Regions from separate parts of the Mus musculus genome. Here all the other regions are linked to region 2. Evidence: chromatin loops called from intact Hi-C (ENCODE). Cell type or tissue: left cerebral cortex. All regions are shown on one strand.

Region 1 (2,500 bases), 740 kb after region 2:
TGTGTTATGTGGCCATGTATGTATGTGTGCATATCTGAGTATGTATCTATGTGTGCTCTCTGTGTGTATGTGACTCTGTGTGTGTGTGTGTGTGTGATTCTGCATGTGTGTCTGTGAGAGAGGGGGGACACTGGGAGAGGGACAGTGAGACAGAGGGAGAGAAGGAGAAGGGAGAGAAAGAGGGAGGTGTGTGGATTATAGTGTGACCAGGATGGCTCGGCCACTCAAAGCATCTCACTGAGGTCACTGCTGCCACATCCTTTATTAGTTACTTTTCTACAGCTGTGATAAGACACCATGACCAAGGCAACTTATAAAAGAAAGCATTTAGTTGGGCTTAAAAAGAAAGCGTTTAACTAGGATTATAGTTCCAGAAAGTTAGACCATTATGGTGGCAAGTAGGAATGCTGGCAGGGACAGCTCAGAGCTTACACCTGAGCCACAAGCAGGAGGTATAGACAAACCTGAAACCTTAAAGCCCGTCCTCCAGTCACACGAGTCCTCTGACAGGGCCACACCCCTGGCCACTCCCAAAGAGTTCCACCAACTGGAAACCAAATATTCAAGCATGTGAGCCTCTGGGGGCCATTTTCATTCAGACCTCCATACCTGCCAATAGGCTGGGATGGTGGGATCTATCCATTTCCTCAGTCTAGGCCTTTCATGGACAAACCTATTAGAACACTCTTTCCCAGAGTTCATACAGAAACTGGCCACTGTCGGGGACAGTTCTCACCCCAGAGGGAGCCTCCACAGCCTTCTGCTAGCAGCAGACTGAACACTTGAAGACAGGTGATGCTGCCAGCTGTCAATCATGGTGGAAGACTTTACTGCAAGCTTCCCCACCCCAGCTGAGGTTCCTTTGGTACCCATGACCCCTTGAGCTCTTGAGAAGAGAGACAACACATCCTTTAGCTTCTGAGAAGAACAAATGGCACCTCTCAATATAAAAGAATGTGTTCCCATTTTTCTGATGTTCACAACTCAAGGAGTAGTTGAATAAAGGGATTTTTTTGTTTTTGTTTTTTTGTTGTTTTTCGAATCAAGCATTTCTCACAGAAGTGTATCCATAATAAAGACAGAATTCTTTTTTTCAGGGTGAGGGAACTGGTTCTAGAGCCTTCTGAGAGTTTCATTTAAAAGCCATATCCTCTCAACTGGAGAGATGACTCCACAGTTAAAAGTGGGTAACTGTCCTTGGAGAGAACAGAACACGACCTGTTCCCTGTGGCTCACAACCACCTTTGTAGAAAGTTCCCATTTTCAGGGGATTCCCCTGCCTGCCCCCCTCTGGCCACCATGAGCATTGCACTCATGTGCACAGTGACTTGTGCACCTGCCTGAGCACACACTAAACATAATGAGAATAAATCATTTTTTAAAAAAAGTTATGGAATATCTCTCTTGAAAAATGTGCTCAAATGTACACTTCAGTTCTTAGCCTTCTTCCTAAGAGGAATAATAAACGTAGTCGCTAAAAAAAAGGCCAGGGTGAGATGGTGTGTCTTCCAAGATGTTCACACCCAGAAATTTGTTGACTACATTTCATTTCCTAAGTCTCTGGGATGCTTGCCAGGTGCTGGGCACTGGGCTATGTGCTGAACATAGGAAAATCAATAGATGTAGTCTACAGTTTCAAGAAACCCAATAACCTTTTCTAATTTTAGTGCTTTCCTTCTGTAGACCTCATGTTTTGAGAGAAATTATCCAAAAACTTTCAATTATTGGTTAATCTGTATTTTCCTGTGAGCTGGTCACCATTACTTCAGTGTCAGCCAGTTCCCCGGGCCTGCAGGGACAATCTGCGGGGACCCAGGGCAGGGGAGAGAGAGAGAGAGAGAGAGAGAGAGAGAGAGAGAGAAAGGAGAAGGAGGAAGAGGAGGAGGAGGAGGAGGAGGAGGAGGAGAAGGAGAAGGAGAAGGAGAAGGAGAAGGAGAAGAGAAGGAGGGGGAGGGGGAGGGGGAGGGGGAGGAGGAGGAGGAGGAGGAGGAGAAGAAGAAGAAGAAGAAGAAGAAGAAGAAGAAGAAGAAGAAGAAGAAGAAGAAGAAGAAGAAGAGGAAGAAGAAGAAGAAGGAGAAGAAGAAGAAGAAGATAAGAGACACGAAGAATGAGAGCAAGTCAATCATACTGATCAAGCTCTGAAAACTTTATTCTGGAGTGGCAATATAAGCATAAGCAAGAGGAGGCTCCAAGGGAGGGGGGAAGAGCCCAGGGACTCTCTGAAGGTCAGGTGGCAATCTTCAGCTTCTAGAACCAACGGTCACAGTGTCCTCTTTTCCCATAAACATTCTTACTGTTATGACCAGGAATGTCCTTTCAGGATTGTTTATGTAAGCTAGAAAATATCCACAAGGACATGGCTGAGACCATGGCTCCCGGCAAGCCAGGACTTTCCACAGAGCTGGAAACAAAGCAGATACTCAATAAACATTGGCTCAGTTATACTGGTTGAGTTGTCAAAATTCCTGTCAAAAGTAAGAAATGGTTGCTAGTTAGTACA
Region 2 (2,500 bases):
AAAAATACAGGGTAGATCGGAGTCATTTCTGGTTTTGACTTGTTTGCTCTCAGAGATTTTTCTGAGACCAGCACATACTGTCCTGGAGCCCTGACCCCTTGCCTCTAATTGCCTGGACTCCTCCAGGTGACCAGCTGCCTGGACGGCTCAGCAGATATCCCGAGGCTGCAGTAACTGGCTTCTGGCTGCACTTCCCAGACCTTACTGCCCCTGGCTGTTCGGATCTGCTGCCCTGATGATCTTTCCAGTTTGTTCTCTCTGTCATTCCCACCATTTCTTTAATTTCTCAGCTGCTTCATGCCCTCGGTTTTGTTTTGTTTTTCAAAGCTTGACAGGAAATAGCATTATATTTAGCAATACACCTTGGGTTTCCTCAGAGCAGTGGTTCTCAACCTGTGGTTGGTGACCCCTTAGCAAACCTCTAACTCCAAAATAAAAAAAAATTTTTTTTGCTTTCTTTATTTTTTATTTTTATTTATTTAATATTTTTTATTTATTTACTTATTTATTTTGACTTTTCGAGACAGGGTTTCTCTGTATAGCTCTGGCTGTCCTGGCGCTCACTCTGTAGACTAGGCTGGCTCAAACTCAGAAATCTGCCTGCCTCTGCCTCCCAAGTGCTGGGATTAAAGGCATGTGCCACCACTGCCCAGCTCCAAAAATATTTATATGATGATTTATAGCAGTAGCAAAGTTACAGTTATGAAGTAGCAATGAAAATAATCTTATGGTTGTGGGTCGCCACAATATGACAACTGTATTAAAGAGTTGCATTCGGAGTGTTGAGAACTGTTGCCTTAGAACATAGTACTAGGAGCTGTTGGCATCTGCGTTCTGTCACTAACACAAGTTTGATAGAAAACCCTGTACACGAAGGCAGGTCCAATAAGCCCTTCTTGTTCTCCCTGGTCATAAAGAGGATGACAGGGAAGATCTGATCCACACAGCCTCCCTATCTGAGTCCATTTACCCACTCCCTTCCCAACAACCCTTCTACATTCACTGCAACAGATTAGATCCGCTGTTGGATAACTGCGATTCATAATTCCAACAGCAGGTGGCACTAGCACCATATCTATCTAGTCTACATTGCGCTTGCCCCCCCCCCTTTTTTTTTAAATAATGACTCCTCCAAATAACATTTCTTTTCCAAGAATAGCAACATTGCCTCCTTGATCTGCTCATTTTTGCCATTCCTCCATAACACAGTACACTAATCCTTCATAATTCCACAAGCTATTTTCAGTAATATATAGTGAATTATTGGTATTCAAAAACCACGGGCACAAATTGCTATGGACTGATTTCCTGAAATTTACAGATCTGTTTTGAAGCTTGGCCCTCTTCCTGTAACATGATCCTTAAATTTGATGGTCTTTTTCTACTCTGTGCCAGGGAGACAAGCATATTCCACATCTGTGGTCTTCTGTAACCCTTAGATAGGTCATGCCATGTCCTTCTTGGATACTACAGGACATATGTTTAGTAGAAAGCTCATAATGCTGAGTGAGATCACCCTCCTGTTGCTTGATGGACAGGTTCCTGGGTCATTTAGCAATGATGGTATATATTTTCAAGTTAGATTTTTTTTCATGCTTTCACAAGTATCGTCCTGTGTTTCATTTCCTATGCTCTTGCCTCTGCAACTAGCGACGGCCCCTTCTCCACCCTGCCGTGGAAGCTACAGGTGACCTCTGACAATGAAGGTCCCTCTTACTCTGGGGCTGAGCACCCACTCATCAGATGCTCACTGAGAGTCAATGCTAGGAAAACTCTGCAAAATTTATTGTGCAACTACTATGGCCTCACTTGTGAAGAGACTTCTGTGGTTTGTACCAAAAAGACAATGCCGACAGAGATCACAATAGCACCTCTGCGGGGGGGGGGGGGGGGGGGCAGGGCTGTCAGCTCACTCTGCGTGGGGAGGTGAAGGCTGAAGGCTGAGGCCCTGTAAATGCTTTAGATGGCAGTCATGGCATCCACTTTACTGGAAGAGTTCAAAATGTCACCTCACATTACTGCAAGGCTCCTTCCTCTCAGGGAAGTCCCCATTGACAAGCAAAAGACAGCCCTCTGGCTCCGTCTGTTTAGACTCTTCTGGAACAAATCGAGTAATAGCCTTTGGCCGTCAGATTCTCTCAGCACTTGTTTGTGAACATTTTGGGGGAAGAGGAACCGAATTTGCAGAAATTGAAAGATCATGCATTTCAACGTAGTAGTAGATTTTATGAAGGGGCTGGTGCGTGAGCATGCACACCTCTGTGTGTGTGTGTGTGTGTGTGTGTGTGTGTGTGTGTGTGTGTGTGTGTGTATCTGTGTGTGTGTGTGTGTGTATCTGTGTGTGTATCTGTGTATGTGCATGCATGCTTGTTGGTACCCATGGGAGGGAGTGTGTTCAAATGTTTTTGTCTGGTTTTGCTCATGGAACAAATTACTACAGACTTAGTATTTTATAAGGAAAAGAAGCTTATTGTTCATGGCTCTGTCAAGAAGTCCAAGT
Region 3 (2,500 bases), 720 kb after region 2:
AGTGAATCTTGACTCAACCTGATGAGCGTTAGAACCAACATGGGCACAGATCTTTGAACAAGTCTGTAAGGGATTTTCTAGACTAGGTTAGCTGAGACAGGACCCACCCCAAACATGGGCAGCACAGGTCCAGAGGCTGTGCTCCAGACTAAATAAAAAGGAGAAGGGGGTAAGCACCAACGCCCATCTCTCTCTGCCTCCTGATGGATGGACCCAATACAACCACTTGTCTCACATCTGTAGCACTTTGCCCCTCCCCACCGTGGCGGACTGTGTCCCCTAGGACTGTGAGCCCAAACAGACCCTTCCTTAAGTAGTTTTGGTTAATATCTTGTCACAACAACAAGACAAGCAGCTAATGCACACGTCTGAAGACTACATAAAGAACCTAAGCCTTCACCACCCAGTTCATCGAGGGGCAGGAGGTAAGAAAGAGCAAGGGAGAAGTAAGTAGTGAAGCTATTGATGTCCAGTGAGGCACTCACCGTGCGCCTGTGGCTCGAAACACTCAAAGGTGGCTCACTTAGCTGGGAAACCCAAGTCTCAGTTAAATCCCCTCAAATGTAAATATCCGTTTAAATACTCAATGGGGACTGCCCGAATTAGGAAGAAAAGGATGAAAATCTGCAGAGGCATTCGCATTTCTCAGAGCTCACTTGAAGTAGGCCTTCACATTTGAGTCTCCGAACACTGCACTTCAGGCAGGGTGAACAGGGATGCTCTGTCCTTTAGGCAGACATAAACAAGACACACGGACTCCTTTAGAATTGCTAAGGAGTTGACAAGGAGTGTGTGCCTCCAACTCACAGTTTCCGACAGCTAGCTCAGGGCTTTATCCACAATATCCATCTATTAACAATGACAATAACACACTAATGGCATAATTAATATTATGAACTATGCACAAGGAAACCCTTTGCATCTGTTGCTTGGTGCACCCAACAGATTTACACATTCTGGCACTCCAGGAAAATGATACCACACATAAGACGCACGGGGCAAGGCGGGGTAAATATCCCCCTGAAGAGGTCTGTCTGAAACAACCGTGATACTCCACTTACATTTTATAATTAAGATAAAAACAAATCCTGCAAGAATAGGGTAGATATTAAATGCTGATTTTGTCTAAAACTTCCAGATGGTTCGTGAGAACATGATCTGCTTCGTGAACCACACCTTTCCCGTGCTCTTTTCTGTTTGAAACAGCTATTTCTCAATCAAATATTTTCAAAGGTGATCACTTCCAGTTTTTTTTTTAATATTTTTATTTATTATATGTAAGTACACTGTAGCTGTCCTCAGATACTCCAGAAGAGGGAGTCAGATCTTGTTATGGATGGTTGTGAGCCACCATGTGGTTGCTGGGATTTGAACTCCTGACCTTTGGAAGAGCATTGGGTGCTCTTACCCACTGAGCCATCTCACCAGCCCCACTTCCAGTTTTTAATGTATACCTTTGTGGTGGTTTGAATAGGTATGGCCCCATAGATTCATGTGTTTGAATGCTTGGCCCATAGGGAGGGGCACTATTAGGAGGTGTGGCCTAGTTGGATTGGGTGTGGTCTTGTTGGAGGACACTTGCCACTGTGGGAGGGCTGGGCTTAGAAGTCTATGCTCAAGTTAGGCCCAGTGTGGAGCACAGTCTCCTGCAGCTGCCTGAAATCAGGAAATACAACTCCCAGCTCCAGTCCCATGTCTGCCAGCACATGTTTCATGCCATGATGATAATGGACTGAACTTCTGAGACTGTAAGCCAGATCCAATTTTTCAGGTTTTTGTTTTGGGTTTCTGTTTTTGTTTTTTAAATATGAGTTGCCATGGTCATGGTGTCTCTTCACAGCAGTAAAACCCTAACTAAGAAAAGAAAAATTTTGTTCTGACAAATATATCCAAAGTTGTGTGTGTCACACCGGTGCACATCTGGGTAGTACCAACTGGATCCAAGGGGTCCTTAATAAAAAACAAAGAATATATGGCAGGGAAGAAGATGGAATAGAGACCATCTACACACATATACACAACACTGCAGGTGCAACACCCATGTGTGGTTTTGCATGTACTTGGGACATGTGTGTGTGCACGTACACATGTGTATAAACGGTTCTAGTCAGGGTTCAGTCCTCTGCAGAGAGCCAAGGTCAGCACACCACAGAGTCCAGCATCATTCTGTCCATTATGTCCATTCTGTGGGGAAGCTCTGCTGCAAACATGACTTTGCAAGACTTGTATAAAACTTTCCACTCTGTTACCAAGCAGAGCCTTTCCCTAGACAGACAGTAAGGGTATTGTCACTTCCTACAGATGTCAAGAGTGTGAAGCACTGGTCAAGCTGCCCTGTCGCTTTCTGCACAGTCCTTGGTGACATGCCCTTGGCATAGTGTGCCTGCTATAAGGACTTCTTGGTAGTCTGTCTGGTACTGCCCACAGGTTGAGCTTTCACTCTCTTGGACTGCCGCCCCTCCCCAGACTGCTGGAGCACTGAATCTTAAAGATCAAGTGA

What was found. A loop is a pair of places that touch in the nucleus more often than their neighbours do. Peaks named below come from ENCODE experiments on the same cell type or tissue, not always from the same donor. Only the 100,000 strongest peaks of a DNase experiment are listed, where the experiment ranks them.
Region 1: it touches region 2 in a loop (8-fold over the local background); 22 of 42 quality-filtered maps call a loop at or near these places.
Region 3: a loop joins it to region 2, with 6 times the contacts of the local background. A loop is called at or near these places in 25 of 42 quality-filtered maps.

What each region holds. Positions count from the first base shown.
Region 1 is chr14:67,208,890-67,211,389 of GRCm38, reverse strand. Gm30806 (a long non-coding RNA gene) reads right to left here. Exons shown (of 4, transcript XR_001781308.1): 4 at 2,287-2,401. Among named protein-coding and RNA genes, the nearest start is that of Gm30806, 8.6 kb to the right of the region's middle. In left cerebral cortex, a CTCF peak has its summit at 1,298 (motif pointing left); a DNase peak (open chromatin) is centred at 1,291.
Region 2 is chr14:67,945,164-67,947,663 of GRCm38, reverse strand. No RefSeq gene overlaps it. Among named protein-coding and RNA genes, the nearest start is that of Gm41188, 1.7 kb to the left of the region's middle. In left cerebral cortex, a CTCF peak has its summit at 1,037 (motif pointing right); a DNase peak (open chromatin) is centred at 1,042.
Region 3 is chr14:67,221,129-67,223,628 of GRCm38, reverse strand. No RefSeq gene overlaps it. Among named protein-coding and RNA genes, the nearest start is that of Gm20675, 11 kb to the left of the region's middle. In left cerebral cortex, no CTCF peak of the experiment used is centred here; no DNase peak of the experiment used is centred here.